Regions from separate parts of the Homo sapiens genome. Here region 1 is linked to region 2. Evidence: chromatin loops called from intact Hi-C (ENCODE). Cell type or tissue: upper lobe of right lung. All regions are shown on one strand. Links, peaks and the distances in the headings refer to the core of each region. The heading gives the core; the rest is flanking DNA.

Region 1 (11,779 bases), core at 5,271-7,770, 47 kb after region 2:
GGGAAAATCCTTCAATATCACAAATTGTGATTAGTCATAAATGCTTTCTTTTGTTCTTGAGTCACTTTTGGTACTTTCTGTGTTATTTGGAACTTGTCCATTTTATCGAGGTTATCTAATTTGTTGGTGTACAATTGTTCACAGTATTCTCTTATAATCCTTTTTATCTCTGTAAGATCTGTAGTGTTGTCTTCATTTTCAGTTTTACTTATTTGGGTCTTCTCTCTGTTTCTTAGCCTAGCTAAAGGTTTGTCCATTTTGTAAATGTTTTCAAAGAACCAAACTTTTGGTTTTGTTGATTTTATTATTTTTCTATTCAAGAAAATATTGTCTTTTGTCTATCTCCGTTTCAGTCTTTATTTCCTTCCTTTTACTAGCTTTGGGTTTGGTTTAATCAAAAATGTTTGATTGATTGATTGATTGATTATTATTATTATTTTTTGAGATGGAGTCTCGCTCTGTTGCCCAGGCTGGAGTGCAGTGGTGCGATCTCAGCTCACTGCAAGCTCCGCCTCCCGGGTTCATGCCATTCTCCTGCCTCAGCCTCCTGAGTAGCTGGGACTACAGGCGCCCGCCACCATGCCCGGCTGATTTTTTGTATTTTTAGTGGAGATGGGGTTTCACCGTGTTAGCCAGGATGGTCTCAATCTCCTGACCTTGTGATCCACCCTCCTTGGCTTCCCAAAGTGCTGAGATTAGAGGCGTGAGCCACCACGCCTGGCGATTGATTGATAATTTTAATTTTTTTTTTTTGAGGCAGGGTCTCACTCTTGCCCAGGCTGGAGTGCAGTGGCACAATCATAGTTCACTGCAGTGTTGACCTTCTGGGCTCAAGCAATCTTCCCACTTCAGCCTCCTAAGTAGCTGGGACCACAGGCGTGCATCACCATGCCTGGATACTTTTTAAATTTTTTGTAGAGACGGGGGTCTTGCTATGTTGCCCAGGCTAGTTTTGGACTCCTGGGCTCAAGTGATCCTCCCACCTCGGCCTCCCAAAGTGCTGGGATTACAGGCATGAGTTACTATGCCCAGCAAACATAAACATTTCAATGACCAAGGAACAAGGGCTTTGTTAAAGCCCATGTGTTGGAGCTGCCAGAAATTCACTGAGGCCAGGCACAGTGGCTCACACCTGTAATCCTAGCACTTTGGGAGGCTGAGGCGGGTGGATCATTTGAGGTCAGAAGTCCAAGAGGAGCCTGGCCAACATGGTGAAACCCCATCTCTACTAAATATACAAAAATTAACCAGGCAGTAGTGGCGCATGCCTGTAATCTCAGCTACTCAGGAGGCTGAGGCACGAGAATCACTTGAACCCAGGAGGTGGAGGTTACAGTGAGCCGAGATCGTGCCATTGCACTCCAGTCTGGGTGACAGACTGAGGCTCCATCTCAACAAAAAAAAAAGGAAAGAAAGAAATTCACTGAGCCCAACTTAAACGATAGAGTCAAGAGGTCTCTAATGCAAAAGGCCATTGAGTCTCACTCACCTCCCTGCTTGCTTCATTCTCCTCAGCTACACTGGCTTTGAGGGCCAGTTTTTACATTGGGACCTGGTAGCCCACACCACCTGTTCTTGTACCTCCATGCCTGATTCCAGCCAGGCTAAGCTGTCATCTTTTAGTTGTAATGCCATATTCCTGAGGGAGGACCCTGAGTGGCTGGCCTTGGTTCTGGCCAGCTGTGGCCAAGGGTGGACAGATCATTTGTGTACATAATGGCTGCCTCCCTATGACATGTAAACAGAGGTGGTGGGGAGGAAGCAGTGCCAGAAGAGTAGAGGTTGGACAAGAAAACAGTTGGGCCGGGCGCAGTGGCTCACTCCCATAATCCCAGCAGTTTGGGAGGCCGAGCTGGGTGGATCACCTGAGGTCAGGAGTTCGAGACCAGCCTGGCCAACATGATGAAACCCCGTCTCTACTAAAAATACAAAACTTAGGCTGTGCGCGGTGGCTCATGCCTGTAATCCCAGCACTTTGGGAGGTCGCGGCGGGGGGATCACGAGGTCAGGAAATCGAGACCATCCTGGCTAACACGGTGAAACCCCATCTCTACTAAAAATATATATATATAAAAAATTAGCTGGGCTTGGTGGCAGGCGCCTATAGTCCCAGCTACTCAGGAGGCTGAGGCAGGAGAATGGTGTGAACCTGGGAGGTGGAGCTTGCAGTGAGCTGAGATCGCGCCACTGCACTCCAGCCTGGGCAACAGAGCGAGACTCTGTCTCAGAAAAAAAAATAAAAAATAAAAAAATTAAAACTTAGATGGGCGTCTTGGCAGGCATGCTACTTGGGAGTCTGAGGCAGGAGAACCGCTTGAACCTGGGAGGCGGAGGTTGCAGTGAGCTGAGATCGCGCCACTGCACTCCAGCCTGGGAGACAAGAGCGAGACTTCGTCTCAAAAAAAAGAAAAAAAAAAAGAAAACAGTCGGTATCCTTCACAACAGGTGCACACAGCCAGGGCAATCACGCCTCCCCGGGGACACTGGGCAATGTCCAGAGACATTTTTGGCAGCCTCGACTGCGAGGGGAAGGGTACTACTGGCATCTAGTGGATAGAGGTCAGAGATGCTGCTCAACATCGTACAATGCCCAGGACAGTCCCACAACAAAGAATTCTCCAGCCCCAGATGTCAGCAGTGCCAAGGCTGAAAAACTCCCTCTGCAAGGACACCCCAGAGAGAGCAGCCTGGTACATCTCAGTTGGGGCCACATGCTTTCCTGAATTTTGGCATTCTGCTTTTGTGCTGATGAAATAACTTCTGGGGCTTGCAAAACACATGTCATGTAGACTGTGTTTGTATAGATCTGGGGGAGGGAAGCTGCAATGCCTGGGCTTGCATAGATTGGCAACCCCCTAGCTAGCTTTCTTCCAGGGTCACAAACCCATGTTCAAACCCAGGTCACTAGCCAGGTGCTAATGGCTCGAGCCTGTAATCCCAGCACTTTGGGAGGCCAAGGCAGGAGGATCACTTGAGCTCAGGAGTTTGAGAGCAGCCTGGGCAATATAGGGAGACCCACATCTCTACAAAAAATTTAAAAACATTAGCCAGGCATGGTGACATGTGCCTGTAGTCTCAGCTACTCAGGAGGCTAAGGTGGGAGGATCACTTGAGCCCAGGAGGTCAAGGCTACAGTGAGTTATGATTGTGCCACTGTACTCCAGCCTGGGCAACTGAGCAAGACCCTGTTTCTTTCTTTCTTTTCTTTTTTTTTTTTTTTTTTGAGACAGAGTCTCGCTCTGTTGCCCAGGCTGGAGTACAGTGGCGTGATCTCGGCTCACTGCAACCTCCGCCTCCCAGGTTTAAGCCATTCTTCTGCCTCAGCCTCCCGAGGTGCTGGGATTACAGGCACCCGCCACCACGCCCAGCTAATTTTTTGTATTTTTAGTAGAGACGGGGTTTCACCACCTTGGCCAGGCTGGTCTCGAACTCCTGACCTCGTGATCTGCTCACCTAGGCCTCCCAAAGTGCTGGGATTACAAGTGTGAGCCACCACACCCAGCAAGACCCTGTTTCTTAAAAAAAACAAAGAAGGTCAGGCATGGTGGCAGGTGCCTGTAATCCCAGCTACTTGGGAGGCTGAGGTAGAGAATCGCTTGAACCTGGGGGGCCGAGGTTGCAGTGAGCCCAGATCACACCACTGCACTCCATCCTGGGAGACAGAGCGAGACGCTGTCTCAAAAAAAAAAAAAGAAAAGAAAAGAAAGAAAAAAAAAAAATCTAATTCCTGGGCATGAGCCCCAGAGAGTGGGATTGAGTAGATTGGAAATGGACTCCTGGGATCTGGTGTTTTTTACAAGAACCCCAGGCGATTCTGAGGCTTGGGGGTTAGCTACCTAGAGTAGATTTTCGTGACCTTTGCAGTCACTTGTCTCTCTCTGAATAAGCCAAAAGCAAAGACAGTTTTCAGAAAGACTCAGCTGGACCAGTTTGAGTCTTCTCTTTCTGCCAGGGTTTGCAGGGGTCCCTGACAATCATTGATTCGAGCTTGAACGTTTCTTTGTTTAAAGGTATTATGCCGGCTGGGCTGATAAGTACCACGGGAAAACCATCCCCATTGACGGAGACTTCTTCAGCTACACACGCCATGAACCTGTGGGGGTGTGCGGGCAGATCATTCCGGTGAGTCCAGCCTCCCTGGAGTTTCTTCAGGGTGCCCTGAGATTTGGCAGTCTGCCAGACTCATTGCAGAGGTTCTGGGGTGGTGTCGGAAGGCAGCCTGGGTGGCAGGTAAGAAGATGGGCTCTGACAAAGCCAATCCGGTTTGAGTCTCAGCACTGCCACTCGTGAATTCTGTAACCTTGGGCAAGTCACTTATCCCCCAAGCCTCAGTTTCCCCATCTGAAAAGTGGAAATGAACATAGTGCCTGTCTTAGGGAGGTAATTAGGGCTTAGCATGGTGTCACGGACATAAAAGCACGGATAAATGTGAGTCTGTCATCGTTGTGCACCGCCTGCCTCATCCATTCATCTTAAAACCACGATGGATGGAGTTAGGGGAGGACACGCAGGGTTCAGAGAACTCGGTGCTGCTTCTGCCCTCTGGGGTTGCCACCTTCTGCTACCCAGTGTAGTTCTCTGAGGAAGCTTGGATTTCGAGGGCTGCTGTTGTTTGTTGCAGTGGAATTTCCCGCTCCTGATGCAAGCATGGAAGCTGGGCCCAGCCTTGGCAACTGGAAACGTGGTTGTGATGAAGGTAGCTGAGCAGACACCCCTCACCGCCCTCTATGTGGCCAACCTGATCAAGGAGGTGCGTGGCTTATCCTGGTCTTAACCTCTAAATGCCCTTGTTGAGGCTTGTTCTAAAGGAGTTCTGAGAAGGGTCTCAGGGGTCCCTAAACAGGGAGGTGTGTTTGTGGAGCCCCCATCACCATGTGAACCAGAGTGGCTCCCTCTTAGCTTTTTTCCACATTGGACTTCACTGCAAGATCCCCTTTGAAGAATTAAAAATATTGCTCTAGGCCAGGCTTGGTGGCTCACGCCTGCAATCCCAGCACTTTGGGTGGCCAAAGCAGGAGGGTTGCTTGAGTTCAGGAGTTTGAGACCAGCCTGAGCAACATAGCAAGACCCCATCTCTACAAAAAATTAAAAATCAGCTGGGTGGCATGCACCTGTAGTCCCAACTACTTGGGAGGTTAAGGCAGGAGGATCACTTGAGCCCAGGAGTTTGAGGCTGCAGTGAGCTGTGATCACACCACTGCACTCCAGCCTGGGTGCCAGAGAGAGACTCGGTCTCAAAAAACAAACAAAAACCCACTGTTGTTCTAAGTGAATGCTGTCAGGGGAGGGGCAAAGACACAGGGAACCCCAGCGAACAGACTCCTTCTCCGTCCCATTTAGAATTCCCATGTAGTGCCCCATACAATTAGCTTCTGACCACATGTGTCCTTGGCAGACTGTCCCACCCTCTCTGAGAAAGGATGTGTCTTCCCCTGGTTGAGCCCTTCAGAATAGGAGGGTGACTCCCAATGTCCCCTGGCTGTTTGCTCACAGGCTGGCTTTCCCCCTGGTGTGGTCAACATTGTGCCTGGATTTGGCCCCACGGCTGGGGCCGCCATTGCCTCCCATGAGGATGTGGACAAAGTGGCATTCACAGGCTCCACTGAGGTAAGGTGACCCTGGCCTCAAGCTTGCAGCCTCCTTGGCCCAAGCTCCCCCTGTCCTCAGTGGACGACATGCTCAAGGTGAGCTCCCGGGTGTCAAGCGGAGGCCTTTTCCTCCAGGACGACCCTGTAGGTACCAGGAGGGGTGGGGCAGGGTTGAGCCCTTCGTGGTCTGGTTGCCACACTAGCTGCCCTTGGGAGGGGCCAGTGTCCCATGTGGACTAAGGAGGCCAGGCCTGGCCAGACTCCACATAGCCCAGAGCTGACCGCTTGCCCCAAATCAAAGCATCTTGGCCAGGTCAGACTCCTTGACCAGGACTGCCATTGTGGTTAAAAATTAGCCTTGTGTGGTGGTGTGTGCGTGTGGCCCCAGCTACTTGGAAGGCCGAGGCAGGAGGGTTGCCAGAGCCTGAGAGGTCAAGGCTGCAGTGAGCTGAGATCACGCCACTGCACTCCAGCCTAGGTGACAGAGCGAGACCCTGTCCAAAAGAAAAAAAAAGTGAACGTCTATTTGGTGAAATTCTCTAGGTCTCTCGTGGTCCAGTTGCTCACTCAAGCTGTGGGGGACTCTGTTCTGTGTCTATAGAGTGCTGGACTCTTTTCTCCCGGCACTGAGAGCTTGTTCCTGTCTTTCTGTCCCCACAGATTGGCCGCGTAATCCAGGTTGCTGCTGGGAGCAGCAACCTCAAGAGAGTGACCTTGGAGCTGGGGGGGAAGAGCCCCAACATCATCATGTCAGATGCCGATAGTGAGTTTCCAGCTGGAGAAGGCCTGGCCTTGAAGGTAGCCCTGGCCACCTGTGTTGTGGCTCCAGCCGATCCTGTCGCCCCCCCAGTGCCCAATGGCGTTGGTTGCTGTCCCTCGGGCCTCAGGATAAGACGCCAGCGCAGGGCCTGCATGGCCTGGCCTTGGCCTGTCCCCAGCCTCTCCCTGGCTGCTCTCTGCATCATCAGGCTAGGCCACGCCCCTGCTATCTGACTCATCCACTTGCCGCCATCACGCCCTTTGTCCTGGTTGGCAGTGGGCTCCGAGAGCACCCCTCATCTCCCTGTATCTGTCTCTGGCACCCAGCAGGCATCAACCCTTACAGTGGTGGGAACAGGCTCCATTGGGCAGGCGGCCACCAGGGCCAGGGTCCTCCTCCTCACTGTCACCTTTCTGTCTCCTGCCCACTTCCCGCAGTGGATTGGGCCGTGGAACAGGCCCACTTCGCCCTGTTCTTCAACCAGGGCCAGTGCTGCTGTGCCGGCTCCCGGACCTTCGTGCAGGAGGACATCTATGATGAGTTTGTGGAGCGGAGCGTTGCCCGGGCCAAGTCTCGGGTGGTCGGGAACCCCTTTGATAGCAAGACCGAGCAGGGGCCGCAGGTGAGCCAGGCAGTGCCGCAGGGTCTGGGTGTCTAGAGCCAGCATGAGAAGCAGAGAGGGCATCGGGCTCAGATCAGTTGGGACTGGGTTCAGGTCTCAGCTCTACCACACAGCAGCTGTGTGCCTTTGGGAAGCTATGTTCCCTCCCTCAGCCTTCATTTCCCCATCCCGAGCCGTGCCCTGCCTCATTCACAGGGTGGCTGTGATGTAGAAATTAATCCTGGGAAGCACTTTGTAAATTGCATATATGTAACAAATACCAGGAGTGTCTGCAAAAGGGAGTGTGTGTTTCCAAGACCTTGGTCATCAGTAGAAGTGTATCCACCAGAAGATACACAGCTCTGTGAACCTTCGTGTCTGAGAGCCATGGTATGGCTAGTATAGGGACTTTATTTCACTTCATGTTTTGAGCTGTTTGATTTTATTTATTTATTTATTTACCTATTTATATTTTAGAGACAAGGTCTCTCTTTGTTGCCCAGGCTGGAGTGTAGTGGTGCAATCATACCTCACCTCAGCCTTGAATTCCTGGGCTCAAGGAGTCCTCCTGCTTTGGCCTCTCAAAGTGCTGGGATTACAGACATGAACCACCACACCTGGCCTGGATTTTACTTTTGAGCAGTTGTAGGTTTATAGAAAAATAGAGCTGAACGTACAGAGGGTGCCCATATATTCCTTCGCACCTCCCTGTTCCACCAGTTTCCCCTTTATTCACATCCTGCATGAGTGTGGTTCATCTGTTAGTATTGATGAGCCAATACTGGTACCTTATTATTCACTTAGGTCTGTAGTGTATATTCGGGTTTTTTTTTTTAATTTTTATTTTTTTTGGAGACAGAGTTTTGTTCTGTCACCCAGGCTGCAGTGCAGTGGCACGATCTCGACTCATGCCTCCCGGGTTCAAGCAATTCTTGTGCCTCAGCCTCCTGAGTAGCTGGGACTACAGGTGCGCACCACCACGCCTGGCTAATTTTTTGTGTTTTAGTAGAGACAGGGTTTCACTCTGTTGCCCAGGCTGGTCTCGAACTCCTGAGCTCGGGCAATCTGCTGTCAGGCACCCAGCCTCGGGGTCATTTTTTGTGTTGTACTTACTATGGGCCTAGACAAATGTATCATAATGTGTATGATACCATCATTCTAGTATCATATAAATATATTTGTGCCCTGAAACCCCCGTCCTCCACCTATTCTTCCCTCTTTTCCTCCCCTGAGCCCTGGCAGGCAACCACTGATTTTTTTTTTTTTTTTTTTTTTTGAGACAGAGTCTCGCTCCGTCACCAGGCTGGAGTGCAGTGGCGTGATCTCGGCTCACTGCAACCTGTACCTCCTGGGTTCAAGTGATTCTCCTGCCCCAGCCTCCTGAGTAGCTGGGACTTACAGGTGCATGCCACCATGCCCAGCTAATTTTTGTATTTTTAGTAGAGACAGGGTTTCACCACGTTGGCCAGGATGGTCTCGATCTCCTGACCTCGTGATCCACCCACCTCAGCCTTCCAAAGTGCTGGGATTACAGGCGTGAGCCATTGTGCCTGGCCGATCTTTTTATTGTCTCTATAGTTTTGCCTTTTCCAGATTGTCTTATACGAATCATACAGTAGGTAGCCTTCTCAGACTGGCTTCTTTCTTTTAGCAGTTTGCATTTCTGATTCCTCAGTGGGGAGCCACAGCCATGTCTGAGGATGGACTGGCCTTGCCATGGGACAGGGTTATGTGCCCAACATCCCCCTCTTTGATTTTTTTTAGAGACAGGGTCTTGTTCTGTTGCCCAGGCTGGAATGCAGTGGTGTGATCATGGCTCACTGCAGGCTTAACCTCCTGGCCTCAAGTGATCCTCCTGCTTCAGCCTCCCAAGTAGGTGGGACTACAGGCACACGTCACCACACCTGGCTAATATTCATATTTTTTATAGAGATGAGGTCTTGCTATGTTACCCAGGCTGGTCTTGAATTGCTGGGCTCAAGCAATCCTCCCACCTCAGCCTCCCAAAGTCCTGGGATTGCAGGTGTGAGCCACTGTGCCTGGCCTCCAACATCTCTATCTTTAATAGCTTTATTGAGATATAATTCACGTAGCATAAAATGCACCATTTTAGTGTACGATTCAGTGATTTTTAGTATATTCACAACTTTGTGCAACCATCACCACTAATTCTATAATATTGTCATTGCCTCCCCTAAATATCCTGTACCCATTAGCAGTCACTCCCCATTCCTCCCCCTACCAGGCCCAGGCAACCACCAATCTATGTTCTGCCTATAGATTTATCTATTTTGGACATTTTATGCAAATGGAATCCTACATGGTTCTTTGTGTCTGGCTTCTTCCAAGTAGCCATGTTTTAAAGGTTCATCCATGTTGTAATAAGAATGTATCAGAACATAAAAGGCCAAGTAATATTCCATTGTGTGAATAGACCACATTTTGATTTTTCTATTAATCTGTTGACAGACTTGATTGTTTCCACCTTTTGGTTACTGTGAATAGTGCAGCTAGGGGCACTAACATTTCTTTCTTTCTTTTGAGACCGTCTCGCTCTGTCACCCAGGCTGGAGTGCAGTGGCATCATCTCAGCTCACTGCAACCTCCACCTCCTAGGTTCAAACAATTCTCCTGTCTCAGCCTCCTGAGTAGGTGGGACTACAAGTGCACGCCACCACGCCCTGCTAATTTTTGTATTTTTAGTAGAGACAGGGTTTCACCAAGATGGTCAGGCTGGTCTTGAACTCCTGACCTCAGGTGATCCACCTGCCTCAGCCTCCCAAAGTGCTGAGATTACAGGTGTGAGCCACCGCACCTGTCCTAACATTTCTTTTCTTTTTTTTTTTTTTGAGACAGAGTCTTGCTCTGTCTCCAGGCTGGAGTACAGTGGCACGATCTCGGCTCACTGCAACCTCCGTCTCCCAGGTTTGAATGATTCTCCTGCCTCAGTCTCCCGAGTAGCTGAGATTACAGGCGCCCACCACCATGCCCAGCTAATTTTTTGTATCTTTAGTAGAGACAGGGTTTCACCATGTTGGCCAGGCTGGTCTTGAACTCCTGACCTTGTGATCCGCCCACCTCAGCTTCCCAAAGTGCTGAGATTACAGGCTTGAGCCACTGCACCCGTCCTAACATTTCTTTTTGTCTCATTTCTCTTTGTGGCTAATTATTAAGATAATATAAACTTGCATTAATAAATTTAATGAGAAAGTGTTTAGGCTATGTGTGGCAGCTCACATCTGTAACCCCAACACTTTGGGAGGCTGAGGCAGGAGAATCTCTTGAGCCCAGGATTTCGAGATCAGCCTGGGCACTACAGCAAGACCTCATCTCTACTAAAAAAAAAAAAATGCAAATCATGACCAGCCTGGCCAACACGGTGAAACCTCATCTCTACTAAAAATACAAAAACTATTTGGGCGTGGTGGTGGGCGCCTATAATCCCAGCTACTCGGGAGGCTGAGGCAGGAGAATCACTTGAACCCGGGAGGCGCAGGTTGTGGTGAGCCAAAATCGTGCCACCGCACTCCAGCCTGGGTGACAGAGTGAGACTCCACCTCAAAAAATAAATAATTTTTTTTTTAAAAAAAAGCAAAAAAAAATTAGCCAGATGTAGTGATGCGTGCCTATACTCTCAGCTACTTGGGAGGCTGAGGTGGGAGCCCAGGAGGTCAAGGCTGCAGTGAGCAGTGATCACACCACTGCACTGCTGCCTGAGTGGCAGAGTGAGGCCCTGACTCTTTTTAAAAAAAGGTATTTAATGTAAAAAATAAGACTTTGTTGCATTTCTTTTATTCTCCATTGGTAACCACTCATGCACACACAGTTATGCTGTTGTATGTTTATTTTTTAAAAAATAGGCTGGGTGTGGTGGCTAACCCCTGTAGTCCTAACACTTGGGAGGGAGGCCAAGGTGAGTCAATTACTTGAGCCCAGGAGTTAGATACTAGCCTGGGCAACATAGCAAAACCCCATCCCTACTAAAAATATAAAAATTACCCAGGTGTGGTGGCACACACCTGTGGTCCAGCTACTCGGGAGACTGAGATGAGAAGATACCTGAGCTCAGGGAGATTGAAGTTGCAGTGAGCCGTGATTGTGCCACTGCTCTTCAGACTGGGCAATAGAGTGAGACCCTGTCGCCCTTCTCCCCTACCCTATAAAGGAGTATATAAGTGCATATTGTTCTACAAGCTTTACTTCTTTTTTTTTTTTTTTTTGAGACGAAGTCTCTGTTGCCAGAGCTGGAGTGCAATAGCGCGATCTTGGCTTACTGCAATCTCCACCTCCCTGGTTCAAGCGATTCTCCTGCCTCAGCATGTGCCACCATGCCCAGCTAATTTTTGTATTTTTAGTAGAGACGGGGTTTCACTATGTTGGCCAGGCTAGTCTTGAACTCCTGACCTCATGATCTGCCTGCCTCGTCCTCCCAAAGTGCCGAGATTACAGGCGTGAGCCACTGCCCCTGGCCCAAGCTTTCCTTCTTTTTACAGAGTATCTTGGGCCATCTTTCTGTGTCAGTTAGTTCACAGATCTATTAGTGATGACAATATACTGGATGCACCGTAATAATTTTAACCAACCCCTCTACTGATTTATACTTAGAATTGTTTCCATCTTTTGCCTTTACAAAATGCTCCCCCAGCCTGGGCTACAAGGCAAAACCCTGTCTCTACTAAAAATACAAAAATTAGCCCAGCGTAGGGGTGCATGCCTATAGTCCCAGCTACTCGGGAGGCTGAGGTGGGAGGATCATTTGAGCATGAGAGGCAGAGGTTACAGTGAGTGGAGATCGCACCACTGCACTCCAGCCTGGGTGACAGAGTGAGA
Region 2 (11,779 bases), core at 4,703-7,202:
CAATGAGGGAATGTTTCTCTCTAGAGAAGTATCCTGGACAGAATAATATAGAATTTGCATATCACCAATTTGCAACTCCTAATGCATTAATGGATGTGGGCAATAAGCTTCAATGAAAGCCAACACCACTGAGAGACAGACAGCCAGACATTATATACCTCCTGATGCTTCCCTCAAAAGTTACACTGACTCTGCCCAGGTCTCCAGTGCTAGCTGCCAACTCATGGGAAACACAGGGTTCAGAGGGACATGTTCAGCAGCACCCTGGGCACAGCACTCACAAAATCCAGATTCTGGAAAACATCACAGGGCAAACAACTCAGTTTCTTCAAACACTTACATTTCAAGGGGAGGAAAAGGGTGAAAAAGGAACCTGTAGATTGAGAGAGACTTAAAAGAAACATCAGGCTGGGCGTGGTGGCTCACGCCTGTAATCCCAGCACTGTGGGAAACCGAGGTGGGTGGATCACCTGAGGTCAGGAGTTTGAGACCAGCCTGGCCAACATGGGGAAACCCTGTCTCTACTAAAAAATATAAAAATTAGCCAGGCCTGGTGGCGGGCACCTGTAATCCCAGCTACTCGGGAGGCTGAGATAGGAGAATTGCTTGAACCCAGGAGGCGGAGGTTGCGGCGAGCCATGATTGCATCACCGCAGTCTAGCCTGGGCAACAAAGTGAGACTGTCTCAGAAAAAAAAAAGGTGGGGGGAGCGGGGAGAGACTTAAAAGATACGTTAGCCAGTTACAGTGTTGGGACCTTATTTGGATCCTTTCTTGAACAAATTATTTGGAAAAAATTTTGATGATAGTCACTGAAACTTGAATTCTGAGTGGATAGTCGATGATATGAAGAAGTTAACAGTTAACGATTTTTTAAGGGTAATAATAGTATTGTGGGTTTTTTAAAAAACATTTGTTTTTAGAGTTTTGAAAGAATCCTAGATGAGATATTTGGGATTTACTCCAAAAAATCCAGGACAGTGGGAGTGGGGATGGCAGGGAATGAAACCAGACTGGGCTGGCATCGATCATTGCGGAAGGCGAGCAGTAGAACCCGTAGGCTTGTTATTCTCTCCTCTCTACTCCTGTGTGTCTTTGAAATTTTCCAAAAGGAGGCCAGTCATGATGGCTCACGCCGGTAATCCTAGCACACTGGGAGGCCGAAGTAGGTGGATCACCTGAGGTCGGGAGTTTGAGACCCCTGGCCAACATGGTGAAACCCCGTCTCCACTAAAAATACAAAAATTGCCTGGGTGTGGTGATGCCGCCTATAATCCCAGCTACATGGGAGGCTGAGGCAGGAGAATCACTTGAACCCGGGAGGCAGAGGTTGCAGTGAGCAGAGATCGTGCCACTACACTCCAGCCTGGGTGACAGAGCAAGACTCCATCTCAAAAAAAAAAAAAAAAAGGCCAGGTGCGGTGGCTCATGCCTGTAATCCCAGCACTTTGAGAGGCCGAGGCGGGGGGATCACGAGGTCAGGAGATCAAGACCATCCTGGCCAACATGATGAAACCCCGTCTCTACTAAAAATACAAAAATTAGCTGGGCTTGGTGGTGTGTGCCTGTAATCCCAGCTACTAGGTGTCTGTAATCCCAGCTAACTAGGGAGGCTGAGGCAGATGAATAGCTTGAACCAGGGAGTCAGAGGTTGCAGTGAGCCGAGATTGCTTCACTGTTCACTCCAGCCTGGTGACAGAGCGAGACTCCATCTCAAAAAAAAAAAAAAAAAAAAGAAAAGAAAAAGAAATTTTCCAAAAGCAAAACTTAAAAACAAAAGGCAAGGAGAAAGAAGGAGAAAGGAATTCATCATGGGATTTGCTAGTGCTGATGGAGTGTTTAGCTTTGCAGTCAGTGACACCCCAAGCTTGCTGGCAGCCTGTGTTCTCAGCCAGGTTGCCAGAGTCTTCTGAGAGAAGCAGTTGCAGTAGGGGAATTGATCATTCATTCCCAAGTATATGAGCCTCTACTAAAAGCCAGCACTGTGCTAGGTGGTCCTGGAGATACACAGTCATGAGAAAAACTGTCCGGAGAAAAACCAGTACCCAGAGAATTTCTAGTTTAACTGTACCTGGTCTGATAAGCAGGGGATGCTGGAAGCAGGAATTTCTGGAAACAATATTTTCCCTCTTTTAGGAAAATACAGTATCAGCTGTAAGCCACTATTTCCCATTTTTTTTATAGTTTTCCAATAAACACTAACCAGAAATATTTACTTAAACAGAATGGCTGCTAAGTCCTTATGGTGATGAATAGTCCTGGTCACCTCTGATATTTCCTAGCCGGCTGCCAAGTTTTCTCCCTGCTCTGCTCCAGTGACCTGGGAAAAGCTTAATAGACTGCCCATTTTAGAGTCTCCACACTGAGTGTCCTCAGCCTGTCTCTCAGGAAGCCCTTTGACATGTTTTTAAGATCCTGTGAGCCATCGTTGTGGCTTCTGGTTTCTCTCGGCCCAGAGCTAAAACACCCCACCTGTTTGCCACCAGACAGAAAAATGTCTGTTTGTTCAGGCCTTTATTCCTCTTATCTTACTGTGCACTCCTTTCCCTCCCTCTGGGAAGCCAGCCAGACACACTGAGGAAATGGCTTAGTTTTCTCATGTAAAAACAACAAAATCCATTTTTTGAAAGAATAATATAAAAACGTATGATGAATGGGGAAAAAACCAACTATACAAACATAAATATTACTTCTGTACATTTGTCTTCTACAATTAGCTTTAAAATCATTTTTGTTTGAACAGCTGAGATATTTGGTACTGGCCAGGAAAACTGGAGCTTAGAGAAGGGGTATCTGTTTCCAAGACATTCTCTCTATGGTGTCATTTACAAAAGACTTCAAATCAGCATTAGATTGGGAAGGGGATGAGAGAGACCAGAGCCCAGTGAGCAGAAGATTAACAGTATGTACCTGCCCAGCCCATGTGTCCTTCTCCTTCCTTAATAAGTGGGTGCAGAAATTAGATTTCTGGTAGATGGCCACTGAAATTCTATAAAGTGCTTATGACTGCAAGTTAAGTGGACACCAGTGATGTGGTCTCTTCTGCTGGAACTACATTTTGGAAAATATACCAGAAGCAATAGATCTAAATCAATCCAAGCTTATACAAGTGACTTTTTTCAGGGACAAAGTAGCAGTCTCAGAGTGGGAGCCAACCAAATAGAAGAAAATTAAGAATACACCTCTTACTCTGTTAGAAGAAGAAAATCCTTATGAATAATAAGGAACATAAGGGAGTATCTTTCCCTTCAATGTGCTGTGTGCAGTCCGAGGAATAAGGAATAAGCCCCCACTGTGTGTCTGCAAGGAAGAGGCTATCTGGTTTCTGACTGACTTCCCTGGGTTAGGTTCATACCTAGCACCCAGAAGGTCCTCAGTAGAGACCTATTGAGGTCCAGTAGGCTAACTCTCTGCAGGGTAGCAAAGAATTTGCTCTGAGTTTGTTCCTAACTCTGTAAGGAATAGTTTAAACTATCTTTAACACCAAAGCTGCATGAAAATGGCTGTCTCAGCTGGGCATGGTGGCTCATGCCTGTAATCCCAGCAGTTTGGTAGACTGAGACAGGAGGATTGTTTGAGGCCAGAAGTTCGAGACCAGTTTGGGCAACGTAGTAAGGCCCCATCTCTTATTTAAAAATAAATAAAATATTTATTTTTTTGAGACGGAATTTTGCTCTTGTCACCCAGGCTGGAGTGCAATGGCATGATCTCGGCCCACGGCAACCTCCACCTCCTGGGTTCAAGCGATTCTCCTGCCTCAGCCTCCCCGGTAGCTAAGATTACAGGCGTGCATCACCACACCTGGCTAAATTTTGTACTTTTAGTAGAGACAGGGTTTCACCATGTTGCCCAGGCTGGTCTCGAACTGACCTCCAGTAATCCACCCACCTCAGCCTCCCAAAGTGCTGGGGTTACAGGCGTGAGCCAAAGCACCCAGCCTAAAATGAAATCATTTAAAAAAAGAAAATGGCTGTCTCTTTAGAACTATCAATTTATCCATTTATTGGGTACAGTCTCTTGGGGACATGGAAGTGCTAGAAGTAATCCAGGAGAGCTGGCTGTGAAAAAGTTCACTGTGAGGAGACATTGTACACATAGCAATCTGGATGTGTCTCAGATGCAGGGCTCAGAGTGATGGAGGCCATACTGAAAAGGCCACATGCTGAGTGACATATGTATTTATGGGACATCCTGGAAGAGACAGACTACAGAAACAGAGATCAGTGGGTGCTGGGGATCAGGGGGGCAGGGGTTGAGTACAAAAGTACACTGGGGAAATTTCCAGATGATGGAAATATTCTGTTTTTTTTTTTTTTTTTGAAATGGAGTCTCGCTCTGTTGCCCAGGCAACCTCCGCCTCTCGGGTTCAAGTGATTCTCCTACCTCAGGCTCCCAAGTAGCTGGGACTACAGGCATGTGCCACCATGCCTGGCTAATTTTTGTATTTTTAGTAGAGACAGGTTTCACCATGTTGACCAGGCTGGTCTCAAACTCCTGACCTCCGGTGATCCACCCGCCTCAGCCTCCAAAGTGCTGAGATTACAGGTGTGAGCCATTGCGCCTGGCCGAAGTATTCTGTATCTTGATGGCAATGGTAGTTACCCAACTATGGATTTGTTAAGACTTGCAGAGTTCTACATTAAGGAGGTGTATGTACACCACTCCTCAATTTTTTTATTTTTATTTATTTATTTTTTTGAGATGGGTGCCTCACTCTCTCCCAGGCTGGAGTGCAATGGCACGATCTCGGCTCACTGCAACCTCTGCCTCCCAGGTTCAAGCGATTCTCATGCCTTAGCCTCCTGAGTAGCTGAGATTACAGGCACACACCACCATGCCTGGCTAATTTTTGTATTTTTAGTAGAGATGGGGGTTTCTCCATGTTGGCCAGCCTGGTCTTGAACTCCCGACCTCAAGTGATCCGCCCACCTCAGCCTCCCAAAGTGCTGAGATTACAGGTGTGAGCCACCGCACCTGGCCACCTTAATTTTTTTTAATGGGGAAAAATATGTTTGTAAAAAAAGTCTTGATGCACATTTTACAAGAAGAAAGAGACGCTGTGAGAGCCAAATAGTGAGCTGAGTGATGCTGGTGTTGATTCCCTCCAGAGACAGTGGTGTCTAGAAGTTGGCTCTTCCTTTAGTCAGTTGTGGCATTGCTGTTATCAATTTTGTAGCAAGGGTGGTCTAGGATGCAGGACTTCTTATAGCCCACTGGCAACGGCAGAGGTGATCTGGGGTGTTACTGATTAAATGTAGTCTTTTAGGAAAGCAGAGATCAAGAGCAGGGAGCAGGCAGACCTAAGTTGGACTCTGGCCCCCAGCCCCCTAACTTCCAGCTCGTCCAAGTCACCTCCTTCTCTAAGACTCAGTTTTCTTGCGTGCAAAGTGCAGGTGAAAGCAGTTGTATTGCTTTGGGGATTCAGTGAGCTATAGTGGCTCTTAGCACAGTGTTTGGTACTTAGCAAGTGCTCAGCAAATGGCAATAGCTGCTGAAGTGACAGTGTCATCACATGTTAACATCCCTATGATGGGTCGTGTGGGAGTAATCACTGTTTTTCTTTGATTCTGCTTAGGGCAAGCAAGCTCCACATATGCGGAACAAACTGGAAAGCTGACCGAATTTGTGTCTAACCTGGCGTGGGATTTCGCAGTCAAAGAAGGGTTCCGGGTTTTCAAAGAGATGCCCTTCACAAATCCGTTAACAAGGTCCTACCACACGTGGGCCAGGCCCCAGTCCCAGTGGTGCCCCACAGGCAGCAGGAGTTATAGCTCCGTTCCAGAAGCTTCCCCAGCTCATACCTCAAGGGGAGGTCTGGTTATCTCTCCAGAGAGCCTCTCTCCACCTGTCAGAGAGCTGTATCACCGGCTGAAGCACTTCATGGAGCAACGTGTGTACCCTGCAGAGCCAGAGCTGCAGAGTCACCAGGCCTCAGCAGCCAGGTGGAGCCCCTCCCCACTGATCGAAGACCTCAAGGTAAAGCAGCCATGGTGAGGTGGTAAGACCCCAATACCATGGCATACCCTCCCCGACCCCACCGGGCTCACCTGAACCATCCCAGGCAGTGAAGATACAGGAGCTCCGAGTTGAATGATCTTTGCTTCCATCGTCTCAGAAAGAGCCAGCTCTTCATGACTCAGTTTCCATCTCTTGCTCTTGCTGTGCCTGTGTCACAGGCAGATGGCTCAGGTGTGACTGCACAGCCCAGGCAGTGGAATGCTTGGCCTTAGAAAGCCAGGGCAGGTTAGGCCTATCTGATGGGTATTTGAATTATGTAAATTTGAAACAGTGCTGTATCAGCTAATAAATCTCTCTCTAGAGAACCCGTAATATCACAGCTAGAGGGCCAGATCCACTGTGAGCTGAGTTTCTGTGTTGTCTCCCAGTGCTGTCACTTCAGCTGATAAACAGAAACACCCGCTGTTCCTTATCACGTGAACCTTGGATTGTGTTAGTTTTGAAATTACTTGAGATCTTCAGGAGCATAATGCAATCATCATCTACTTTTCTTTTTTTCTCTTTTTTTTTGAGACGGAGTCTTGCTCTGTGCAACTTCCGCCTCCCAGGTTCAAGCGATTCTCCTGCCTCAGCCTCCCGAGTAACTGGGATTATAGGCACGTGCCACCATGCCCAGCTAATTTTTGTATTTTTAATGGAGATGGAGTTTCACCATGTTGTTCAGGCTGGTCTTGAACTCCTGACTTTGTGATCCGCCCGCCTCGGCCTCCCAAAGTGCTGGGATTACAGGCGTGAGCCACCATCTCTCTCTTTTTTTTTTTTTTTTTTTTTTTTGAGACAGGGTCTCGCTTTGTCACCCAGGGTGGAATGCAGTGGTGTGGTCATAGCTCACTGCAGTCTCAACCTCCTGGGCTCATGTGATCCTCCCACTTCAGCCTCCTGTGTAGCTGGGACCACAGGCACAGCCACCATGCCCAGCTCCTCATATCATTTTTTTGGGCACACGTGCATGTTTGGTTGTCTGCCTTGTTTCCTCCAATCCCTTTCATTGTTTTCCACGGTTCAAAATAAAATGAAATCTTCCACTGTGGTTTCCTGACTTATTTTCCCCATGATAGGAGAAAGCCAAAGCTGAAGGACTTTGGAACCTTTTCCTACCCTTAGAGGCTGATCCCGAGAAAAAATACGGAGCAGGACTGACCAATGTGGAATATGCACATCTGTGTGAGCTCATGGGCACGTCCCTGTATGCCCCCGAGGTACCTTCTTTAAAGTTTTCCTCAGTGTGTGGGAACATCCTGATCTTCATAAGAACTCAATCCTAAACAGATAAACCAGATTCAGAAGCACTGGCATGAACTTGAACTTTTTTTTTTTTTTGAGATGGAGTCTCGCTCTGTCACCCAGGCTGGAGTGTAGTGGCGAAATCTTGGCGCACTGCAACCCCTGCCTCCTGGGTTCAAGTGGTTCTCCTGCCTCAGCTTCCCAAGTAGCTGGGACTACAGGCATGTGCCACCACACCTGGCTAATTTTTGTATTTTTAGTAGATACAGGGTTTTACCATGTTGGCCAGACTGGTCTCAAACTCCTGACCTCAGGTGATCCACCTACCCTGGCCCCACAAAGTGCTGGGATTACAGGCGTGAGCCACCATGCCCATCCAATTTGAAGCTTGAAATATTAATGTGAGAAGGCCAGGCATGGTGGCTCACACCTGTAATCCCGGTACTTTTGGAGGCCGAAGTGTGGGGGATCACTTGAGGCCAGGAGTTCGACACCAGCGTGTGCAACATAGAACTCTGTATGTACAAAAAAATAAAAAATTAATCGGGTGTGATGGTGCATACCTGTAGTCTCAGCTGCTTGGGAAGCTGAGGCATGGGAGGATGGCTTGAGCTGAGGAAGTCGAGGCTGCAGTGAGCCATGATCGTGCCACGATACTCCAGCCTGGGTGACAGAGCTTGACTCTGTTTTTTTTAGAAGAGGACATGACAGTCATGGTCACGCTCCTTTTCCTTCTCAGGTATGTAACTGCTCTGCGCCTGACACGGGCAACATGGAGCTGCTGGTGAGGTATGGCACCGAAGCGCAGAAGGCTCGCTGGCTGATTCCTCTGCTGGAGGGGAAAGCCCGCTCCTGTTTTGCTATGACCGAGCCCCAGGTACGTCGCCTGGGCTGCCACCCACTTGCCTGGCCCTGTTGTTGTCGGCCCCACAGGGAACACGGGCTGTCTGCTGGCGTCTCTGACTGGAATATGCTCCCCACTCAGGTTGCCTCTTCAGATGCCACCAACATTGAGGCTTCCATCAGAGAGGAGGACAGCTTCTATGTCATAAACGGTCACAAATGGTGGATCACAGGTATTTGGCCTAAAATGCACTTTCCAAATGCACATCAGGGAGTCTGTGCTGTTAGGCGCGTCTCTCAATGCCTGGGAGGAGCCTCTGCTTTTTCAAGTTGACACAAAGGAGATTCTGTCACTTAGCGCCCCCAGCAGAGGCAGCTGGGAGAATAGGAGGGTAATCCGTGGAGCACACTGTTCTCAGAGGTGGCACTTCACAGGGCAGGGACGTCCCCCGGTGCCCACACATGGACGGATGCCTCCCTGCACATGTGACCCCAGGAATCTCTCCACTTCCTGCTGTTCATTCTGCTTTGGGCAGCTCCCCTTCCTTGGTGGCTTCCTGGCTCCTCGATCAGGTGTGTTACATCCTAAGGGCTAATGACAATCCTGACTTTTAGGGATTGTCCAGTGTTACTTTTGCAGGGCCCCTACAAGTAGCCGTGGAGCTTACCTCCCGGAGCCCATACCTCCCTGGACATTAAGAATGAGCATCCCCATTTTGCAAAGGAGGAAACCGCACTCAGACTTAGGTCCCTTGCCTGGGGTATGAGCCCCCAGCCAGCAAGTAGAGAACCCAGAGTCAAAGGTTCACCTGATTCCAAGGCCCGGGCCCAGAGCCGTTATGTGTGCACCACCTGTGGGAGCCGAGCCAGCTGGCAGGGATCAAGTAGCGGTTTTCATCCTCTTGTCTCTAAATTATATTTTCTACTCTATGTGATGCTTTTAAAAACTTGCTCTTATGATGTTGGATTCATTCCTCACTGGGACAAAACCCAATTTGCTCTTATTTCTGGTCAGCAGTCTGCAGATGCTCATCTGATTACATGGAGCCTTAAAGAGCTCTGTCTGCTTCCTTACTGTGCCTTTCTTGGGCCAGGACCACGTGTGTAGAGATTTGATGGCCCTGGTGTCAGATGATGGGGTCTGTCTCTCTCCTTTCCTGGCAGGCATCCTGGATCCTCGTTGCCAACTCTGTGTGTTTATGGGAAAAACAGACCCACATGCACCAAGACACCGGCAGCAGTCTGTGCTCTTGGTTCCCATGGATACCCCAGGGATAAAAATCATCCGGCCTCTGACGGTGTATGGACTGGAAGATGCACCAGGTGAGACCTCCAGGGGCGGGTCACCCCTGGGTGTGGGTCTGGTCCCCAGGAAACACCACTGAGGGGCCCCTGCTCTTGTTCAGGACTTGCCACATCCCACGTCTGAGGGTATGATGACATTTGGAGTCACATGCTCCTGCATTTCATTTCCATACATGAATATCAACCATGCAGGCGGATTTCAGACAGGCATTTATGGATTTTTTTCCCTCTTCTAAACTTAGAAAGTAATCAGGAGTCTGTGACACAGGAAGCCATACAGGGCAGACGCAGGAAGTGGACCCCAAACCTACTCTTCCAGGCCCCAGTGTGAACAGCTGACCTCTAGGCCACAGCCCTGGTTTGGTCCGCTCCCAGTTTGGTTCTCTGCTAATAGTGTTCACATTTTTACTTTCAGTGTTTTCATAGGATCACTACATTGTCACAAACCACTAGGAGCTTCAGCTTAAGGTGGCATTATTATGTTTTTATAAAAGGAATCACAGAATAGTCATTTGCCATTATAAATCAGTGATTCATTTTCTGTGTTTAACAGGCTGTTTCCTGCCGTCCTTTTCCCTTTAACCATGTCCCAGTAAGAAGGCTAAATAAAGGGCAGGGACATTGCCAGCAGATAACCCAGACTGAGGTGAGGAATAAACACATCCAAGGAAAATGACTATGGCTATTGCTCACAGTGATCGTTTGGGTCTTTCAGGTGGCCATGGTGAAGTCCGATTTGAGCACGTGCGTGTGCCCAAAGAGAACATGGTCCTGGGCCCTGGCCGAGGCTTTGAGATCGCCCAGGGCAGACTGGGCCCCGGCAGGATCCATCACTGCATGAGGCTGATCGGGTTCTCAGAGAGGGCCCTGGCACTCATGAAGGCCCGCGTGAGTGCTTTCCCCCGCACCCAGCACTGACTCAGAACCACCACCTTCTGCTTTGCTGTCGGACTTCAATTCCTACCTGTTTTCTGAGTGCAGTCCTAGCAGGTGAAGCAAGGTGATGTCCTTGCCAAGAAGTTGCATTCCTGTCTGCTTTGCATCTGCTACTTTGCTGCAGTTTGGATTCAGAGCAGAATGGACCCCACTCTGTCGAGGTGACCTGAAGGGAAACGCCAGGCTCTGTAGCAGCAGAGGCAAGGTTCCAAGGTGTAAAGGTCATGCTGCTAGCACATTATTAAAAATCAGTCTGGGTGCAATGGCTCACAGCTATAATCCCAGTACTTTGGGAGGTCTAGGTAGGAGGGTTGCTTGAAGCCAAGCATTTGAGACCAGCCTAGGCGAAAAAGAGAGACTCAGTCTCTACAAAAAAAAAAAAAATTTTTTTTTTTTTTTTGAGATGGAGTCTTGCTCTGTCACCAGGCTGGAGTTCAGTGGTGTGATCTCGGCTCACTGCAACCTCCACCTCCCGGGTTCAAGCAATTCTCCTGCCTTAGCCTCCCAAGTAGTTGGGACTACAGGCACGTGCCACCACGCCCAGCTAATTTTTGTATTTTTAGTAGAGACAGGGTTTCACCATGTTGGCCAGGAAGGTCTCGATCCCTTGACCTCGTGATCTGCCCGCCTCGGGCTCCCAAAATGCTGGGATTACAGGTGTGAGCCACCGTGCCCGGCAAAAAAAAGAAAAAGTTTTTTTTGTTTTTTTTTTTTTTGAGACGGAATCTCACTCTGTTGCCTAGGCTGGAGTGCAGTGGCGCGATCTTGGCTCACTGCAACCTCTGCCTACTGGGTTCACACCATTCTCTTGCCTCAGCCTCCCGAGTAGCTGGGACTACAGGCACCCGCCACCATGCCTGGCTAATTTTTTGTATTTTTAGTAGAGATGGGGTTTCACCATGTTAGCCAGGATGGTTTCGATCTCACCGTGTTAGCCAGGATGGTCTCGATCTCCTGACCTCATGATCCGCCCACCTCAGCCTCCCAATGTGCTGGGATTACCGGCGTGAGCCACCGTGCCTGGCCAAAAAGAAAAAGTTTTAAGTGCCAGGCATGGTAGCATGTGTCTCTAGTCCCAGCTACTCAGGAGGCTGAGGCAGAAGGATCGCTTGAGCCCAGGAGTTTAGGGCTGCAGTGAGCAGTGATCACACCACTGCACTCCAGCCTGGGTGACAGAGTGAGACCCTGTCTCTTTAAAAATAAATAAATAAATAAAAATCAGACACCAGGGAGATCCCATGTTGCTTGTTTTTGTCCCTAGGCTTCCATCATCTGGCCTGTACCACCCTCCTCCACAGCACATCCAGAAAACTTTATTCGGCCATAATCCTACCACCCCCAAAGTTTGGAAACCTAGGTTAAAAGACAGCTGCTTCCAGGACAGGAATTCAAATTGGTGATTATCAATTTCAGAAAGGTGACGCAAACCCTGAGACCAAAACCAGTGTCTCACA

What was found. Peaks named below come from ENCODE experiments on the same cell type or tissue, not always from the same donor. Only the 100,000 strongest peaks of a DNase experiment are listed, where the experiment ranks them.
Region 1: it touches region 2 in a loop (2.0-fold over the local background); 52 of 110 quality-filtered maps call a loop at or near these places.

What each region holds. Positions count from the first base shown.
Region 1 is chr12:111,785,813-111,797,591 of GRCh38, forward strand. ALDH2 (aldehyde dehydrogenase 2 family member) reads left to right here. Exons shown (of 13, transcript NM_000690.4): 5 at 4,011-4,122; 6 at 4,622-4,750; 7 at 5,494-5,607; 8 at 6,249-6,351; 9 at 6,786-6,970. Among named protein-coding and RNA genes, the nearest start is that of MIR6761, 8.1 kb to the right of the region's middle. RefSeq lists enhancers at 5,174-6,099, 6,100-7,024. In upper lobe of right lung, for the core only: no CTCF peak of the experiment used is centred there; DNase peaks (open chromatin) are centred at 6,532 and 6,876; H3K27ac peaks cover 997 bases.
Region 2 is chr12:111,739,069-111,750,847 of GRCh38, forward strand. It overlaps ACAD10 (acyl-CoA dehydrogenase family member 10), which reads left to right. Exons shown (of 21, transcript NM_025247.6): 13 at 5,575-5,975; 14 at 7,076-7,216; 15 at 7,981-8,118; 16 at 8,227-8,317; 17 at 9,249-9,407; 18 at 10,105-10,277. Among named protein-coding and RNA genes, the nearest start is that of ALDH2, 22 kb to the right of the region's middle. In upper lobe of right lung, for the core only: no CTCF peak of the experiment used is centred there; no DNase peak of the experiment used is centred there.